Regions from separate parts of the Homo sapiens genome. Here region 1 is linked to region 2. The links are chromatin loops, found by intact Hi-C in ENCODE. Cell type or tissue: heart right ventricle. All regions are shown on one strand. Region 1 overlaps CDIN1 (CDAN1 interacting nuclease 1). Region 2 has its middle 17 kb from the start of CDIN1.

Region 1 (2,500 bases), 50 kb after region 2:
CTGACTCATTCTCTTAGCGTTATGTTACCCAAATTATCTGCATAACATTCTGTAGTAAGATCATTTTTAACAAGTTATTTGAAAGAACTTATTATAACAGGCTTTTTTGGGGGAGGCCTTAGCACTTCTTGGCAATTTGTTTAGGTACAGTTGGAGAATCTGGTTCTGACTGAACTGGGTAGCTATTGACAATACTCAGATAGACAGTAGGGAGTCCTTTAGTTCTGAGAATAACTGTGTTTTCTACTTACCAGAAGCAATGCCTTTTGAATATAAAAGTCTTGGGGAGGCTGAGTCCTGTGCTACATACTCTTTTGAGAGTCCACTCTCCAGCACGTGGAAATTGTCAACAAACAGGTGCTTGATAAATATTTGTTGAAATTCTGAATAAGTGAACTAACCACCTATTTCAAGAGGCTTCCAAATGTGTAGCTATTTAATGTACATTGGTGGGTTTAATGAAATGAAGAAAGACTGAGAAGGAAACTTATACAAAATTATCATGGGTTGGTTGAGTGAATCTAGGTATACCTGCATCTCTTTTGAGATGAAATGTCCATACCTCATAAAATCAGCTGATTTTAAAATTTTCTTAGTATTATCATTATCTTGAAAGAGAATAGGAGAAAGAAAGTTTGTGTTTTGGGAATCGAATACTTTATTCCTAAAGTTGGTAAATATTTTACTAAACGGAATCGATCATGTCTTGAACTAAAAACATCAGCAAGGCATTTGCCTTTTATCAAATGAATATCAAGTTGTTTTTTTGGTGGTATCTCTAGCCCTACACTCTGTTATTCACCAATGGTGTTTGTGAAATGAAGTTCATAATTATTAGAGATAACTCTTAAAGGAATAACATATAGTAGGAATTTAAAATGGCTTAAATTTATTGAGTAAGTAAAGTGAATGAAGACAACTTTTAGCCGTGGTACATTGTTCAGAATTATAGTAGCTTCATTTATAATTGTTGAGTTCACTTGGATAGAGTGCTGTTCCCATGATAGAAAATGTAGTTTTCCCCAGGTGTCTGTTTTCTCATTCTTCTAATGTGATAGAATCCTCCAGTTTTGACCAGAACATGACTTCCAAGAACAGAGGCGTCCTTGTATCTTTCATGGCCATGGGACTGAGTTCTGGCTATTGCAGAGTAAGCGTAAGTTTCATGTGGCAGCTTAGTTTTATGTGGAGCCTTCCCTAAGAGACAGCCCTTGTCTCTCTTCTTCAGGATCCTTTCTCAGTCTTGCTGTCTGGAATGCACATGCCACAGTCTTAACTGTGGGCTGATAGAATGGTGAGCTGACAGGAGCCTGGGTCCCAAGGACTTCCTGGAGCAAAATTGCTGTGGTGGAAGAGACAAATCTTACTGGGAAAGACAAACATTTCTGTACGGTATAATCCACAGTTATTTGGGATTGTATTTTCTATCCCTCGTAAGCGAACCTCACCCCATCTATTAGAGATAGATGGGCTGGGTTTTATCAGATTGGATTCCTAGGATATGAGATCAGAATGAGGCTGCATGAGAACAAGTTTGTCACCATATTCAGAGCCATTTTAAAGTGTGTGCCTTACTGATTGCTGGTGAGTCACGTAGCCTTTTAGTAAGCTTGGCATGTTATGATGCTGAGCGTCTTTACTTCCCTGGTTCTGGATTTGGTCTGACTATGTCAGGACTTGTATATGGCTTTTACAGATTTCCTGCAATGACTAGTCTGCATTATCTTCTTGGATGTTGTAAAGATAGAGAGTTGGGTTAGGGAGCGGTTACTGATTATATAATCAACAGGTCACAGTGCTCTTTTCAGGCATCATTATTTTTAGTCTGGACATAAACATCTTTTCCCTAAGAAAACGTTTCCATCAATCTCAGTATTTGTCGATATCTCTTAAAAAGGTAACAGTTGGTTGCTTGAATTTTGTGATATTGTAGCCATTATCAAAATGAAAGCAGAGGCCAAAACATACTAGGTTTTTGTTCTGTATTTGATATAGTCAAAATTTCTAAGACTTAATTAGGAGCACACACTCTCTTATTCTTGTGAAGCTTAAAATCACTAATTGTTAGGCACCACGGTGTTTGGAAGCAAAACATCTCCGTTAGCAATGGCATCTCTGTTATGTGTTCACATGTTATCTCAATGCATGTTCATTTGCTGTGTCTGTGAGTTGCAATGTTTTTACATTTTCCCTTAAAATGGATGTGTGTGTTTGGTATGCGGGTGTGGATGTTAGGGAATGAGAGGAGGAGGGTCATTCTTCACTAAGTCATCACTTGGAAGGCTAATAGGTGCAAGTCACTGTGCTATATATTGATGACGTAAAGTTAAAAAGATGTAAAGATAAAAAAAGGATTCCTTGTCTTAAGAACTCAGTTTTGGAGAGGAGGCTGCAACGCTGAGTGGAGGAGGCAGGAACTGGAGCGTGAGCAGTAGCTAGGTGGGCACCATGGCTGGGATCACCACCATCAAGGCGGTGAAGCGCAAGATCCAGGTTGTGC
Region 2 (2,500 bases):
GAGATGAGGAACTTGTTGGGAACTGGAGCAAAGGTCATTCTTTCTGTGCTTGAGCAAAGAGACTGGCAGCTTTTTGCCCCTGCCTTAGAGAGATCTGTGGAACTTTGAACTTGAAAGAGATGACTTGGCATACCTGGTAGAAGAAATTTCTAAGCAGCAAAGCATTCAAGAGGAAGCAGAGCATAAAAGTTTGGAAAATTTGCAGCCTGATGATGTGATAAAAAAGAAAAACCAATTTTCTAGGGAGATATTTAAGCCAGCTGCAGAAATTTCCATAAGCAAGGAGGAGCCTGATATTAATCACTAAGACAATAGGGAAAATGTCTCCAAGGTCTGTCAGAGACTTTAATGACAGCTTCTCCCATCATAGGCGCAGAGGCCTAGGAGGGAAAAATGGTTTCCTGGGCCAGTCTGTTCTGGCAGCCCAACCATGGCTAAAAGGGGCCAAGGTAGAGCTCAGGACATTGCTTCAGAGGCTGCAAGCCCCCAGCCTTGGCAGCTCCTATGTGGTGTTGGTCTTGTGGGTGCACAGAAGACAAGAACTAAGGTTTGGGAACCTCTGCTAGATTTCAGAGGCTGTATGGAAATGCCTGGATATCAAGGCAGAAGTTTGCTGCAGGGGCAGAGCCCTCATGGAGAACCTCTGCTAGGGCAGTGCAGAAGGAAAATGTGGGGTCAGAGTCCCCACACAGAGTTCCCACTGCGGCACTGCCTAGTGGAGCTGTGAGAAGAGGGCAACCATCCTTCAGACACCAGAATGATAGATACACCAATAGCTTGCACAATGTGCCTGGAAAAACCACAGACACCCAATGAAAGCAACTAGGAGAGGGGTTGCACCTTGCAAAGCCACAGGGGCAGAGCTACTCAAGGCTGTGGGAGCCCACTTCTTGCATCAGCATGACTTGGATGTGAAGCATGGAGTCAAAGGAGATCATTTTGGAATTTTAAGATTTAATGATTGCCCTGTTGGATTTCAGACTTGCATGGGGCCTGTAGCCCCTTCGTTTTGGCCAATTTCTCCCATTTGGAATGGGTGTAGTGACCCAGTGCCTGTACCCCCATTATATCTAGGAAGTAACTAACTTGCTTTTGATTTTACAGGCTCATAGGCAGAAGGGACTTGACCTATTTCAGACAACAGTCTGAACTTGGATTTTTGAGTGAATGCTGGAATGACTTAAGACTTTGGGGGACTGTTGGAAAGGCATGATTGTGTTTTGAAATATGAGAACATGAGATTTGGGAGGGGCTGAGGCAGAATGATATGGTTTGGCTATGTCCCCACCCAAATCTCATCTTGAATTGTAGTTCCCATAATCCCCACATGTCAAGGGTGAGACCAGCTGGAGATAACTGAATCATGAGGCCAGGTTCCCCCCATGCTGTTCTCACGATAGTGAGTTAGTTCTCATGAGATTTGATGGTTTTATAAGGGGCTTCTCCCTTCATTTGGCACTCATTCTCTCTCCTGCTGCCCTGTGAAGAGGTAACTTCCACCATGATTGTAAGTTTCCTGAGACCTCCTCAGCATGCAGAACTGTGAATCAATTAAAAGTCTTTCCTTTATAAATTACCCAGTCTTGGGTATGTCTTTGTTAGCAGTGTGAGAACAGTCTAATACACTGAGGACAAAGAGATTAAGATACAAACCCTGTCCTCGAGGACCTAACAGAGGAAGACAAAAATGGAAACAGATCATTGCAAAGTAGTAGTAGCAATCCCTATGTTAGTGATATATGTGGGATGCTATAAAGATAGGAGGCTCACCTTATTTTTACATCCTTAATTGGCACTTGAAGGAAAGTGTATGAAAGCTTTTTCCCTCATCTTTCCTCCTCCATGAACTTATTCATCTGTTAGGAACTGCATGTTCCACTCCAAATTCATGTGTTGAAATCCTAACTCTCAATGTGATGGTATTAGGAGGTGGGTCCTTTCAGAAGTAATTAAGTTCTAAGGGTGAAGCCCTCATGAATGGGACTTGTGCCTTTCTGATATGGTTTGGATTTGTGTCCTCACCCAAATTTCATTTTGAATTGTAATCCTCAATGTTGGAAGAGGGGCCTGGTGGGAGGTGATTGGATCATAAGGACAGACTTTCTCCTTGCTGTTCTTCTGGTAGTAAGTTCTCACAAGATCTGGTTATTTAATAGTGTGTAGCACCTCCCCTTTCTCTTTCTTCCTCCTGTTCCAGGCATGTAAGACGTGCTTGCCTCCCCTTCACCTTCCACCATGATTGTAAGTTTCCTGAGGCCTCCTCAACCATGCTTCCTGTACACCCTGTGAATCTGTGAGCTAACTAAACCTCTTTTATCTATAAATTACCCAGTCTCAGGTATTTCTTTATAGCAGTGTGGGAACAGACTAATACACCTTGTAAGAAGAAACAGAAGAACTTGCTTACTCTATTTGCTCTCTGCCATGTCAGGGTACGATGAGAAGATGGTCATCTGCAAACCAAGAAGTGGGCCCACACCTCACTAGATCTACCAGTGCC

The links. Peaks named below come from ENCODE experiments on the same cell type or tissue, not always from the same donor. Only the 100,000 strongest peaks of a DNase experiment are listed, where the experiment ranks them.
Region 1: a loop joins it to region 2, with 3 times the contacts of the local background. A loop is called at or near these places in 4 of 110 quality-filtered maps.

Annotation. Positions count from the first base shown.
Region 1 is chr15:36,611,024-36,613,523 of GRCh38, forward strand. All of the region lies in intron 1 of CDIN1 (CDAN1 interacting nuclease 1), which reads left to right. It also overlaps the pseudogene LOC751603. Among named protein-coding and RNA genes, the nearest start is that of CDIN1, 33 kb to the left of the region's middle. In heart right ventricle, no CTCF peak of the experiment used is centred here; no DNase peak of the experiment used is centred here; H3K27ac peaks cover 2,434 bases.
Region 2 is chr15:36,561,411-36,563,910 of GRCh38, forward strand. No RefSeq gene overlaps it. Among named protein-coding and RNA genes, the nearest start is that of CDIN1, 17 kb to the right of the region's middle. In heart right ventricle, no CTCF peak of the experiment used is centred here; no DNase peak of the experiment used is centred here.